2 separate regions of the Homo sapiens genome follow, and region 1 is linked to region 2. Evidence: chromatin contacts called from ENCODE Hi-C or POLR2A ChIA-PET data. All regions are on one chromosome and are shown on one strand. The core of a region is the stretch at or near the end of the contact, and the rest is flanking DNA. Distances in the headings are between cores, read along the strand shown. Region 1 overlaps LOC124904185 (a long non-coding RNA gene). Region 2 has its middle 150 kb from the start of MIR4422.

Region 1 (7,239 bases), core at 3,198-5,697, 1.1 Mb after region 2:
CCTGCAGCATCACGACCAAAAGTGTCTTCTTCCCAGAAGGAAGGGTCAGGTAGGTGCCTGGTGTCAAGAACAGGCTTCCAAATTCTTAGGCATTAGTGTTGGTCACACAGATTAAAGTTAAAAGTGATTATTCATAAGAATAATCCAGATGTTCCCAGTTCTCAGAGGGCTTTTACACGCATTATCTCATTTGGGGACTCACACAATGTTACAAGGAACACTGGGCAGAAATTAATATGCCCTTCTATAGGTGGAGGCCCATCAGGATCTCACCAGAATGTGAGACTTTCAAGGGCACAAGATTTTGTCTATTTTGTTCACTGCTATTTCCCTAGTGTTTACAACACTCAACTTGGAATGATGTTCAATATCTATTTATTTAACGAATGAGTAATAAACAGCCCTTGCCAATCTTCCTAATCTCATCTCTCTTCACTTTTCCCATATGCCACTGACTGTGATCACACTGAACCGCATCCAGGTGCCCAAGTGTGAGAAACTCCTCCCCAAGCCTGAAGTTTCTGCATGAGTTTTTTTCCTCAGCCTGAAGTGGGCTCCTCCAACTTAGCCTCTATTGGACCTTTATGTCTCAATCTTGACATTCTGGGCTACAGATGCCTCACCAGGCAAGAGCAACCAGCCTAGGGGACAACTAAGGGTGAAAAATCTCCACTTGTGCTCTGCTTGCCAAGCTGGGCATCCTGCCATGGAGCTATAGTCACCCACAAAAAGGGGTGCCTTTTTCAAATTTTCACAAAGGCTCCAACAGAGTTAACTGTGGTCCTGTTGACAAGTTCCTCTGGGGGTTTTTGTTCACAGCCCAAAATAGTTTGGAGTCCACTCACAATCTCTGGACTTGTCTGTTTCCCTCTCAAGGCGGTGAGTTCTTCCACGGCAGGGGCTGTCTGGTTAGAAGTTCTCAGGCATCAGTACCATGCCAGGCCCACAGGAGGGGTTCAAGAAATGTTTATTGAATGACAGAGTAAATGAATGAATGATGAGTGAAGCGTAGAGAGGTGAACTGACTTTTCCAGAGTCAAACGGCCAGTAAGCGGCACAGCTGGCTTGAGTCCCCTAAACCTCCTGAAATCTAGTCTAGAGCTTTCTTCCATAGTGGAAATCTTCCTTCCAAATATTCCTTCTGGAAGTCAAGTCCTCAGAGACACCTTAACTAGTGGTGAAGACAAGTCAGACGAACTTAATTAATTCTGAGCACTCTCATGCATCCTATTCGCCAGGCCAGTGAGGGCATTCAGAAATATTTAGGGAGACTCATTTTTCTACCTCAATTCTTATTTCTGTCTGCTCCTCACTCTTCACCCAGAATTAAGACATGCTGGGCCGGGAGCGGTGGCTCACACCTGTAATCCCAGCACTTTGGGAGGCCGAGGAGGGTGGATCATAAGGTCAGGAGTTCGAGACCAGCCTGGCCAACATGGTGAAACCCTGTCTCTACTAAAAATACAAAAATTAGCTGGGCATGGTAGCGGGCACCTGTAATCCCAGCTACTCGGGAGGCTGAGGCAGGAGAATTGTTTGAACCCGGAAGGCCGAGGTTGCAGTGTGCCAAGATCGGGCCATTGCACTCCAGCCTGGGTGACAATGCAAGACTACGTCTAAAAAAAAAAAAAAAAAAAAAAAACACAACCACAACAACAAAAAAGACATGCTAACTAAGTTCAAGCAGGTCCCATGCCTCCAATGCAGGCTGTCCTGACCCAGCTTTGCCCCTTCAGTTCTTATCCTGCAAACCTAAAAAGCTGCTACACCAAGTGGCTTCTCTAAAAGACCCCAAGAGCCAAAAGCGACTCACATTTTGGTCTCTGGGGGATAATGTGATCCAGATTCCCTTACGCCATGCTGAACAAGGGAAAGCAAAGAGTATAGAAAATCACTACATTGGCAGCAGGGAGACGGGGGTTCTGATCCCTGCCCAGCTATTCACACAGTGAGTCATTTACGCAGGTAATTTTTCATCCAGGAGGCGAAGGAGATTTGAACATGCACCTGGACCAGGACTAGGACTATCTGTAAAAGATCTGAAAGATACCAAGGGAAGGGGAGCTTTGATTGCTTCTCCATCCAAGGTGGGGGCTGAGCTAGACAGAGTAGAAAGAACTCAGGTATAGTCTCCAATGCTAGGCCCACCACTTTCTCACTGTGTTCTTGGGCAAGTCACTGGACATCTGAGTCTCCGTTTCCTCATCTGAATACAGGGGTCAAAATTTCTACATTGAAATGGTTTTCCTTCACTTGCCTGTTTTATGATCTTAAAATTGGTAACTGCCTTCTCTGGGCCTCCCTTCTTTCCTTACCTACTTATCAGCGCTGTGGCAGAGTAGGAAAGGGCATGGGTTCTAGGGCGTGATTTGCAGTGTGATCTTGAGTCAGTTGCTTCTCTGTGTCTCAGTTTTCTCCTTTGTAAAACAGTGGCTACCTCATGAATTTGTTACAAGGACTAAAAGAGAGGAAAGTATATCAAGTACTTGGCCCACTGTTAAGTGCTACACAAGTGTGAACTCGCTTACATTGTATGTGTGACTACTGAGTTAAGAAATACCACAGATGAAAGGGTAGAGCATCTGGGTTCCAGTTCCAGTTTTGTCACTCGCTTGCTTTGTGATCTTAAATAATTACTTACCCTCTCTGGGTCTCCTTTTACGTCTTCAGTAAAATGAAAGGGTGGGAGCTTCCTAAGGGCCTTCTAGTTCTTGCATTCTGTGTACCAGAATTGTGTACAGAGATTCTGGTACAGAATCCATCTTTGAACCTGCTGCTCCCTGGACCTGATATGTCTAGCAGTGCTTGTGGAAAACCTACTCCCTTCTCATCCTCTGGCCAGGTTAAGTTTAACCTCCTATGGGAATATTTCCCTGAGTCACTCAAAAACAAACAAACAGACCGGGCGCGGTGGCTCACGCCTGTAATCCCAGCACTTTGGGAGGCCGAGAGGGGCGGATCACCTGAGGTCAGGAGTTCAAGACCAGCTTGCCAAAATTGTGAAACCCTGTCTATACTAAAAATACAAAAATTAGCTGGCTGTGGTGGCACACGCCTGTAATCCCAGCTACTTGGGAGGCTGAGGTAGGAGAATCACTTGAACCTGGAAGGTGGAGGTTGCAGTGAGCCGAGATCTCGTCACTGCACTCCAGCCTGGAAGACAGATCAAGACTTCATCTCAAAACAAACAAACAGGCTTGGCACAAGTGGCTCACGCCTGTAATCCTAGCACTTTGGGAGGCCCGGGCAGGTGGATCGCCTGAGGTCAGGAGTTCAAGACCAGCCTGGACAACATGGTGAAACCCCATCTCTACTAAAAATATAAAAATTAGCCAGGCATCGTGGCGCATGCCTGTAATCCTAGCTACTCAGGAGGTTGAAGCAGGAGAATCATTTGAACCCGGGAGGCAAATGTTGCAGTGAGCCAAGATCGGGTCACTGCACTCCAGCCTGAGCAAGACTCCTTCTCAAAAACAAACAAACACACTCCATTGGCTTCTTCCTATGCTTCGAGCATTTACCTGGATACCACTCTTCTGAATCTGACTTATCATTCTTAGTTTCCCTCGTTCTCTCCCTGCTTACCAAGCTGGGTACCCCTCGAGGGCCTGGTGGGCCTGGAGTGACAAAGTGCCTGGGCTTTGAAGGCACATCCCAGCCTCAAGAAAGCTCTGTCCCATACTATCTGGGTGATGTTCTAACTCTCAACTGCCTCATCTATAAAATGGAGACAGTAATACCTACAACACAGGGTCGTGAGGATGAAGTGCCCGAATATCCACTTCTGGCAGAGGACACTTAGATGCAGTCACGTGAAAGGGCTGGACGTCACCTTTCTCTTTGGAAATGTCCCCAGGGTGTGGCACAAAGGAAGCACGAAATACAGTATTAGTGGACTGCATGTTCTGGGGTGAGCAGCTTGGAAACCCCCAACTCCCCATCCGCCAGGCCACAAGGAGTTAATGTTCAACAACACCCTTCTGACCCGGTTCCTTTCCAAACCAGGCCTGCAGAAGCCGACGGCTGCTCCCATTGGGCCCATGCCTGCCCCGCCTTCCCGCCCGGGAGGTCTTCTGCGCCCAGCGCTCCTCCAGCTTCTTTTGCTCTCCCCAGAAGAATTTAAAAAGCCAAACAAAACCCTTTTGCTGTGATCTCACCCCAGACAAACGCACGGCTCCCAGACAAACGCACAGCTACAAAAGCAGCCCGCATTTGCATTCTAAACCGTCCCGGCCTGGGATGAAAAGCAGAAAATGAAGTCAAAGCGGCCGGCAGAACAATGAGCCCCTCCCGGCAGCCGCCGCCCCGGCCGCCCCCACCTCACAGGCTGAATCCCAGGCCCGAGACGTGGGGCGTCCGGAGCAGCCCCCGCCGCGGAGGAACGGCCGAGGCGCGCCCACCTCCGGGGCCGTCCGAGCCTCGTCGGGCTCGGTGGACTGGCCCCGCCCGAGCGCGCAAGCTTCCCATCTCTGCTTTCTCTCCTCCAGGGTGAAAGGACGGACGGCCCCGACCCGCAGACCCGGCAGAGCCCCGCGGGGAGGGCACCAGGCCAAAACTAGGAGGAAACCGACCAAGTGGGCTGCGGCGGCCGGGAAAGAAACCACGTGCGCTGATGTCCTCAGAAACGCAGGGAGATGTTCCACCCACGGAAACCATTTGGGTTCTGCTAAAGAAGGGGGTCAGGGGTCAGAAAGGGCTCTTGGAGGGGACGGGAAATATATATGAAATTTAAAATATCTGTATATATTTTTATATATACATATGTATATATGTGTGTATACATGTCTATGTGTGTATACATACATATGTGTATATACATATTTTATATGTGTAGTATATATGAGACCAGGTTAAGTTTAACTTCCTCTGGGAATATGTGTGTGTATATATGCAGATAATATATAACATATAATAACATATATAGCATGTAATATATAATTTCAGCGTATATGTATATATGCTGAAATCTACAAAATAAAAGTCAACACTCCAGCCGCAGCATTCGACAGCCCATAGGGACACAACAATCCGTTGATCCTACCCGCCTTTTCACTGCCCCCCACCCATCCCTATGCCATCGGTTTCTCTGCTTCCTCAGCATAAAGTCCATGCTCCGTCATTTTAATTATTCGGTCTAAACTCCCTTGCCACTCGAACCCATAGGTGTACGCACCTGCCAAACCCCAAGCAGGTTAAATTCAACTCTTGTCCACCCTCACCTGCGTCTGCCGGGCAAGGCACACCACCTTGCTGACTATTCCCAATAAATTCTTGACACTAACCCCAAATGGGTGGTTAATGCTGACTTACATCCCTACTACATTTTCCCAGTGGATTCTCTTCCACTCTTCTAAACAAATACTTTACATTTTCTCTTTTCTCAGCTCCCCCCTCTGCTCCCCCATCCTTCCTCACTGCTGCTAACTTTGTTGCTGTTTTATTGAGGAAATAGACGCAATCAGGCCAGAACTTCTGCAAGCTTTCCCCAGGCACCCACCTGATTTGTAGCGTGGCTTGCCTGGTGGCCATCCTGTTCTGCCCTCCGACCTGTGATTTCGCATGAAAGCTGTCTTGCCCTGCCATAGGCCGAACCTCCACCTGCATTCGACGCCCAAGCCCTTCACAGCTCTGAAAACCCTCCCAGAGCTCTTCTCTTCTGCACCATCACTTTTCCTCTGTCTGGATCATTGGCCTCAGCTCACAGACACTACCATTTCCACCATCTTAAAAACAAAAGCAAACCAAAAACAAGAGTCTCTTTTGGCTCCCTATCTTCCTCCAGCTACTTAACCCATTTCTCAGCTTCCATTTACAGGCCAGCTCTTCAAGAATTGTCTGTGTTAAGGGGCTTCAAACTTGTATGGTTCACCTGCCTGCAGAAGAGAATTTTGAAAAATTGTGTACTCTGGCCGGGCGCGGTGACTCACACCTGTAATCCCAGCACTGTGGGAGGCCAAGAAGGGCGGATCATGAGGTCAGGAGTTCGAGGCTAGCCTGGCCAACATGGTGAAACCCCATCTCTACTAAAAATACAAAAATCATCTGGGCGTGGTGGCAGGCACCTGTAATCCCAGCTACTCGGGAGGCTGAGGCAGGAGAATAGCTTGAACCCGGGAGGCGAAGGTTGCAGTGAGCCGAGATTGCGCCACTGCATTCCTTCCTGGGTGACAGAGCAAGACTCTGCTCTGCAGGGGAAAAAGAAAATAAAAAAGAAATATTGTGTACTCTAACACACATTTGTAAGTTGTATCTAAAACTGCTCAATATAAATTTACATATAAGATCCAGGTGCAGCTAAATAATCAGCCACACACTCTGAATTTTATTATTATTATTATTATTATTATTATTATTATTATTAAGCTTAGTAAAATACCCACAACGTAAAAATTTACCGTCTTAACCATTTTTAAGTGTACAGTTGGGTAGTGTTAAGCTAAGTAATAGTCACACTGTTGTGCAACCAATCTCTGGGATTTTTTATCTTGCAAAATTCAAACCCTAATCCCATTAAATGACAACTTTCCATTCCCTCTTTTCCCCAGCCCTTGGCAGCAACCATTCTACTTTCTGTTTATACGAGTTTGACTGTTCTGGATATCTCATATAAGGAAAATCATATAGTATTTGTCTTTTTGGTGACTGGCTTACTTTACTAAACATAATGTCGTCAAAGTTCATCCATGGAGTGACATGTGTCAAAATGTATATCCTTTTTGTGGCTGAATGATACTCCATTACATGTATACACCAAGTCTGAATTTTATTTCACTCTGAAATGAGGTTTTTGTTTATTCAACAAATATTTACTGAGTACCTACTATGTTTGTGTATATACAGCTCTGGATGGACAATGTGAACCAGAAAGATAAAAAGCTCAAAATCTAGCAAAGATTTAAAAGGAGACTCACTCTCCTGTCCCATCTTTTGATTCATCACTCGAGCCTGTGGGTCAGAATATCAAGTTTGCACCTGAATCCCAAATCCCAGTGTTCCAATTTAGAACCTGAGACTATCTAGTTCCAGACTCCATGAATACAAACACATCTTGAGATCCTTCCCTGTACCAACTCACTCCCTCATAAGGGCTCCCTTATAAGGGCTGCATACGTGTCTGTATCTCTCATGAGATGTAAAGCTCTTTGCAAATAAGAAACAACTGTGACTTTGTTCTATATCATCAGTCTTTAACAAGGTGCTTGGCACCTAGAAATGCTCAATAATTGTTTTTTAATGTTT
Region 2 (7,613 bases), core at 2,835-5,334:
ATAACTCACTGAATCTGGTGTCAACGAGGCTCTGGCCCTTCTTCACGTAGCTTTAAGGGGAACCACTTGGAATGCCCACCCCAAAGAAGAAGCACATCCGCAAATAGTACAGAGAAAAGGAATCTTCTGGGCTTTAGTGCCATCCAGGCTGATTTCTTTGTTTCAAGCCCTGCTCTCTCCTTCATCCCATGTAAAAGCATTGTTTGATCAGATTTTTTTCACCATTGCAACCATTCCCCAGTTGCCATTGGCTTCTTTACTGAGCAACATCTGTGCCCTGGCCTCCTCATTCCTCTGAAGAATGCGCTTTTGATGGGTAAACAACAATTGTAGCTTGTTTTCTCTAGTCCCATGGGACTTGGGGTTATTCAAGTTTAGAGATACACAAAGACTTTATAAACACCGGGGATTTATAGCCACGATTGGCTGTGATTGCTTTGTTAGCTCATAGCACATGCTGGGTGTGAGGGCCTGATTCCGGGTTGGGCCAAGGAGCCTGAGCTGCGTCTGCCTCAGACACCTGTAGAAGATGAAGTTCAGCAGGAGAGAGGCAGTTACTCATCCTCCTGGCTCTGCGTCCAGTGACTTCACCGCCAGAAAATCAGCCCTAAGGCCCTTGCCTAGGAGCAGGGCAGGAGAGAAATCGATATTTCAGTCATTGCCGACACTGCCAGCAAAAACAGAAAGGGAAGCGAGGGACGTGGACATTTTCTGAGTACCTAACTTAGAATTTTGTTTCAATTTCACAATGTCCTAGTGAAGCCACTATTATCCCGCTTCTGTCTAAGAGAAGGAAACAGGCCCTATTGTGCAGGAGTGAGGCCCTTTTGTGGACACACATGTGGATTAGTGCTGAGCTCTGCCTATCTCTGGTCCTCTCCCAGTGCTGCACCTAGAACTCAGAGGGCAGGTGACAAGGCACTGGGCTGAAATGAAGAGGCCACGCAGTGTGTCCAGCGAGCCTGGCACTGCTGGCCCTGCTGGCCCTTAAACCCACTGCTCCAATTCTTGGATTCTGGTTATTAGCCCATAAACTGGAGCAATTAGGGATCCTGAGGATCTGGTGGGGTGGGAGAGCAGGGAGACAAAAGGCAAGGGGAGCTGGCAGGGGATGCGTGCCAGGATGCCCGGTGCCCCTCGCCCACTGTGGGAAAACAGGGCTCGTTTCTGGAGCAAACCCAGAGAGGCTTGCTCTTTCTTCTCCACACCAATAGGGGGCAGCAGAGAGCAGTAAGCATCTAGTCTTAGTTCCCCAGAAAAGCTCACTTTTGTTCCATTTCTTCAGTTTGTGATTTGGGCAAAGTCATTCACTTTTCTGGGCCTAAGTTTCTTCATCTAATTGGGGATAATAAACCCTTCACAAGGCTTTTGAGGCAATAATTAATCCCAAAGATTTGAACTGATAGCATGCTTTTATACACTGCACCTGGAGTTAGTGAAGCCCTGGTCCCTTCCTCATGTAGCTTTAAGGTGAACTACTCAGAAGGCCTACCCAAAAGAAGAAGCACATTTGCAAATAGTATAGGGAAAAGGAATCTTCTGGGCTTTAGTCCTGCCCAGGCAGTCTAGGCAGAGATCATGGATTTAAATCACTTTGTACATCAAATATAGGTCCTCTTAAATTTTAAAGCTTCTCAGGTCTGTTGTCTTGTACATAAATTTCCTTTAAATTCTTTCTAGAAGTAAGGAGACTAGGAAAAATCAAATACAAATAAAAATGAAGGCATGATTGTTGTAAAAATTTACCTGATAGTTGTTTTGAGAAAACAAATTTTTTTTAAAAAAAATCTTGGAATTATTAAAAACTTCTTGGAATCATAATTGGAAAGGGAGTGACATTCATTCACTTGAGAAATGCCTACTGATTGTCTCTACATGCAAAAACAGTTCAGACACAAAAAGCTCCTGCCCTCATTGAGCTTCCATTTAAGTGGGAGATGTAGGCCTTGATTGCTTGAATTTAAACATGTGTGCATGAGTGTACCATTAAGTTTGGAGATTCTAGCAGGGGAGTGCAGCTACTCATATATCCTTGACCAAAGCCTGGTCCTCCTCTGCCGGAGATGGTCGTTCTCTTTGACCGAGCACACAGCTTTGGGAGGGACTCACATGGAGCGGTGAGGGAGGAAGGGGACACCCGCCTAGCCAGCCAGGTCAACCAAGTCATCCCTGGCAATCAATGGGGTGACAGATGTCACAGCCAGATCACCCCCTCACATCTGAGTGTACCCTTAAATTATTTAATTTTTTAAGTGTTAATAAGAAAGACTGACCACCCCAAGAATGTAGATAGGGAGACCTAACCCAGAACTGGAGAGTCAAAGAAAGTGATGTTCAAGCTGAAATATGAAAGATGGAAGTGGAAGAGGAAAATATGAAAATATGAAAGAGGCAGTGGAAGAGGAAAAACTGTTCCAGGCAGTGGGCACAGCAGGTGCAGAGGCTCCAAGGAGGGACAGTAATAAGGAAGGGTGTGTCCTGAAATGCCAAGAGTACACCTCACCTAGACATAGACATTGAATAGTCATGACTTTTCTATCTAAATGTGGAAAAATGACCACAGAAATATTGGGTAGATTGAAAGTATAGAATTTTATTTTTAAATATTCATTGCAGATCAAAATTAATATCGTCAACTTTAGGATCATAAAGATGTATTTAGTGTAATTTTCTATGCTCATATGATAATATTTGGCATAAGGATAATGAGTTAGTGGAAACTGATTTTCAAGAAAAATTATTTAAGGACTATACTCTTAAAACGGAGTTTTCCTCTTGAATTTTCCATTCTGCCTCTCCTGACCGTGATCTCATCAGTGGCCCTGATTTGCTTTGTGACCTGGTCCCAGTGTATTTTTCTATATTTGTTTCTCACCACTCTCTCCTTTCACTCTCTCTGTTCTACACAATTAGGCCCCTGCGTGTTTTCCTCAGGCCCTCACCTCCCAGCTCCCATACCCACAGCCTGACCCTTCTCCTGGCTTACTTGTCTGTCTCTCTCTTACCTCCTGAATGCGATCCCAGCCATCCTGCAGGCCCATGAAAAACGCTACCTCCTCCTTCCTGGAACCTAGCATCGTATGCCCAAAGCACACTCCCTGTGGCCACTTATGACAAGGAGCACATGCCTGTCTCACATCAAGGTCATCTCTGTCTGTACCTGTCTCTCATTAGACTGTGAGTCCCTTCAGGGCACAAACCACATTAACTTTGTGCCCCCTTTCAAGACTTAGTACAGTGTGGCTCACACTGTCATGCATGTCACATCTAGTAGGTGCTTAATCCCAATTTATACCTCCCAGGCCAGCTGGGAGGGGCAAATGGGGGCAGCAAAAAGGGCAACTTGCAGGTGAGCAGGAACAGAGGCCCAGGCAAGGCATGGACTGGCATCGGAGAGTGCGTGGAGCCCCCTAAAGATGTCCAGGGATGTGGGGGAAGGCCTTTGACAAGTGGTTGGGAACCTGATAACAGGCAGGTAGAAGCCATCAAGTCAGCAGTGTAACCACTAATCGTACCTCAGGTGAGCCCACAATCGGTGAGACCCAGAGGATATTTGGGTTACATTTGTGTAATAAACTATGTATGCACAAAGAAAAGTTTGGAAAGTAAACATCAAGGCATTAACAATGACTGTCTCTGGGTGGATGGATGAATGTTTTTGATTTTCTTCCTTTTGGTTTCTCTATATTTTCTGATTTTCCTGAAAGGAACATGTGTTGCTCTTATAATAAGAAAAAAAACAATAAAAGTTGTTTTTAAAAAATCAAATTACAGCACACATTTTGCCTGGGGACACGCTTAGGAGAACAGGCATTTTAAACTAAGTGGTCGCCAAAGTACAAAATGTTACAGTTGATCCACACGGATGATTCTCTCCTCTCCCTCCCCATGGCCAGGAATTGGGCAAGCAGATCATATAGGAATTTACCTGTGAAAGTGGATAAGTCCCCTGTAGCGTGCTTGCACAGATGGCCATACCACGGATGCAGCAGTGATTAGCCATGTAAACTCACTTTCTGCAGTTTTACCAGCATCTACCTCTCCAGCTCCTTCCAGGAGGAGTCGCTGTTGCTCTCCTCTCCCTGGATCGGCCCCACTCATTTCCTGAGTCTTACCTGACCAGAATAGGGCATACACGGTGGGCAGGAGGCCAGTATATGTGGCATGGTCCCAGGGCTTGATGTGGAGCGGTAAGGCCAGGGTAGCCAAACGCTCAGGAAGTCTCTGTTTTTAACCATCAACTCCATCACATCATCTGTCATTCGTGGTTTGTCGTATTTATTTCTCCATTTCCTGTTGGAGCTCAAGCCCTACCTTGAATCCCAGTTCGTTTGGCAAGAGTCCTGACAGCCTGCCAAGCTCCTGAAACCCTGTTCATCCTGGAGCATCTTCCTGGTACCCTCTGACCACTGGGGACGGTCCTAAGCTAAATGACCACATCATCTGGGAGTTGGTGCTACCACCTGTTTGACTCAAGTGTCTCTTGCACCCAGATTCTGATGACTGTCCTTGAACCACTAGACTGTGATACTGACATACTGACACCCCAGCCAGACTGACATCCACTAGATTCTCATTTGATTTTGCCACACCACAGGGCAGGGCCTAGTGGAAAGGACACTCCTCGTCTTGGCCCAGAAAGTCTTATGTCACCTGCTTCCTGCTTGCCCCTGAGCTCAGCTGGCAGCACTTTCCCTCTTGTTTCCTGCACTCGAGGGACATTGGTCTTCTTTTTGTTTCTTGAACATGCTAAGCTTGTTTCTACCTCAAAGCCTTTGCACATTCATTTGCTGTTCCTTCTACCTGGAGTTCTCATTCTGTGGGTCTCTTCAGCTGGTGGTTCTTTTCCATCATTAGGTCTCAGTTCAAAATCACCTCCACTTAGAGTCTCTTCCCTGAAAGACTCTGTAACCCTCCCAATCCCCCTTTGCCCTCCTTCCTCACCAAGGCCTGTCAGTGGGCCTGGGAGCCTCCTGTCCTTCCTCTCCACCATCCACTACCAAGGATGCCCCTTCAGTCTCTTAACTAGGGGCTGACAACTTTGTCTGCTCAGATAGTAAATATTTTAGACTTTGTGAGACATATACTATCTCTCTTGCATATTTTCTTTTGTTTGTTTTACAACCCTTTAAACATATAAAAACCATTCTTAGCTTTCACTTCCACACAAAGACAGACCATGGGCAAGATTTGGAATCTAGGCCGCATTTGAACAACCTGGCTCTAGATCGGCTCACCTTATTTTATATGCTTCACAATGTATCACCACCTGGAGTTATCTTGTTCATTTATTAACTTGATATTGTTTGTCTCTCCCATGAAATGGCTGAGAAATGTATGTGTCTTGGATCTCTGGTCTCTGATACAGTGCCTGGCACATAGTAGGCCCATGAAATATTTTTGTTGGATGAATAAATAAATAAATAAATGAATGCACAGGTTTTGGAGGCTAATGAATTTGGGTCAGAATCCGCTCATGCCATTTAATCCCTGTAGAAATTAGGCAAATCACTTAACATTCTAATTTTCAACGTTATCATTGGCAAAATGATAGTAACAAAAGCTCCCTTGCTGGGTTGTTGATATGACAGATTAGGAGGATACCTACAAAGCACCCAGCCAGGAGAAGGCCCTCAATAAATACTAGCTCCCTTCTGCTTTCTTCCTTTGGCACACTTTCTCCAGAAGGGACAGCATCTCTTACTTGTTTATCACCCAGTCCTAAGTCTGCTGCCTCATCCTCCCTTGGTCCAACCTCATCAAGCTCCCAGCATGCTTTGTGGCAGAGCCTCTCCAAGTATGATGAACCTCTTGGAGCAACAAACAGTGTTTACAGCAGAGATTGCTGCATGCAGTTGGGATGGAGGCCATGAGTGTGATTGATGGAAGCTGAGAGCATGAAGCTATCTGGTGGGGATGCAGATCCCCTTGGATTTAGAGAATGGCCTCCGCCCCTCCTTGTCCCTGACCAGGCCTGGCTCTAGCTTTGATTGTAATTCCCCTGACTTTTTGGAGAGAGATGGGAGGAAACAGCACAGCCAATGAAGAGACTTCCAAACTCCCCCCAGGGAAGCTTTTTGCTTCATGAGCTCCAAGGAGCTGGAATAAGATCCTCAAAGTGTGCATGCTGCCCAGCTGTGGCCACGTGGAGGGTCTTGGAGGAAATCTACAATCCCAGAATGTCAGAGCTGAAGGGAGCTGAGAGACCCCGTGAACTCCTCCTCCCTCCTCACTGAGATCTGTCCGTGGGCCATGGAGACTCCTCTCCTTCCTTCCTCTTCATTATTGCCCCAGCCAGCCTTGTTAGCTAGCTCTCTCCTGGTGGGTCTGGTCTAACTGCCACTGTGATGTCCCTTCTAGGCCATTCTTTTTCTGCTCTAGAGTCCCCTCTCTAAGTCTGATCAGGTTAGTCCCTACTGAAAACCCTTGGACGGATCCCATTGCCTCTGGATGAAGTCTAAATCCTTAGTCCGTTTGTGATGTCGTCCACAACCTGGGACCCATCTATCTTTCCCCATGCACTGCCCTCCACTGTCCCACTCTCTTGGGCTTCAAGCACACTTCAGCCTTTGAGCTCTGCTGGATCGAATGCCTCCACTCCTGTAAGATGGCCCTAGACCTTCCCTCCTGCCCTCTTCCAAGGTTGCACAGCACTCTCACTGGTCCTTTAGAGTAGCTCTCTTGACACATGGCTCTAATTCATCTTACCAATAGCTAACATTTATCAGCTGTTGACCATGTGCCCGGCCTTGATCTTCCCTAAGTACCTTAAGGTTTAAGTCATTTGCTCTCAACCACCCTACAATTAGGCAATTATTATTACTATTTTAGAGACAAAGTGAGGGACTACAGTGTAAAGTCACTTGCCCAAAGTCACATGGCTAGTGATTGGGGGAGCTTGGACTTGAACTCAGAGTATAACTCCAGAGCCCACGTCTAGTGCACTGAGGTTGTGAAGATACATCAGACGTGGGTCCTGCCCCATAGGAAATCCCAGTCCGTGAAAGCCAGGGACAAGAGAGATGGTATGACTTAGTTAACATAAAGCCTGGCACAGAGCAGGGCCGTGACTCCTGCTTATTCTTATAAGGAGCACCTGATCAAATATGACTTATGTCCAGACTGCCTGGTCCACACAAGAGTGAAACGGGTCCCAGAGGGGACATAAGTTGCTGCTCCAGGTCATGAGCCATGCTCATGCTGGGGGCCAGGTGCCTTTCTTTCCTTTTCTCAGGGAAATCTGTTCCAGGACTAGATATGGGCCCTGCTTCTGGGAGAGGGGCATGGCATGGGTATTTCCCAAATTTGTACATGCTCAGTCCTTTCAGCCTCCATCGGCTGTACCTGTGGGCCGGCTGCTGCCTGTTCCCAGTTCTCACAAGGATGATTCACAATGTCTGCTGATCAGGTTGGTCTCTGGGGGGACCTCTCTGTAAACTAGCACCCATGTGGAATCCAGAGTTGAAAACGATTTTATGTGTTACAGATTCTATGTGTGTATCCTTTATAATGGATCATATTTGAATCTCCAACATGCAAACCTGATAAGCCCTCCCTCTCAAGAACCTTCAGTGGCTCCCTAGTGCTTTCTGAATTAAGCTCAAATTCATTAT

The links. Hi-C counts contacts between places; a loop is a spot of excess contacts on that map. ChIA-PET counts read pairs that join two places held with the same protein, here RNA polymerase II (POLR2A). Pooled maps may share reads with other maps.
Region 1: a map of IMR-90 shows a loop between it and region 2 (2.5-fold over the local background). The contact joins two enhancer-like sites. A Hi-C loop is called at or near these places in 1 of 168 maps with a recorded cell type or tissue (IMR-90) and 1 of 50 pooled maps. POLR2A ChIA-PET finds 5 or more read pairs at or near these places in 1 of 52 experiments (OCI-LY7).

Annotation. Positions count from the first base shown.
Region 1 is chr1:56,473,389-56,480,627 of GRCh38, forward strand. LOC124904185 (a long non-coding RNA gene) reads right to left here. Exons shown (of 2, transcript XR_007066106.1): 1 at 5,498-7,239. Among named protein-coding and RNA genes, the nearest start is that of LINC01767, 62 kb to the left of the region's middle. RefSeq lists an enhancer at 3,541-4,314. Within about 2 kb of position 4,448, at least 24 of the 41 ENCODE cell types and tissues checked have a DNase peak (open chromatin) inside an H3K27ac peak, as active enhancers do.
Region 2 is chr1:55,374,632-55,382,244 of GRCh38, forward strand. It overlaps the pseudogene RN7SKP291. Among named protein-coding and RNA genes, the nearest start is that of MIR4422, 150 kb to the left of the region's middle. Within about 2 kb of position 4,085, at least 3 of the 41 ENCODE cell types and tissues checked have a DNase peak (open chromatin) inside an H3K27ac peak, as active enhancers do.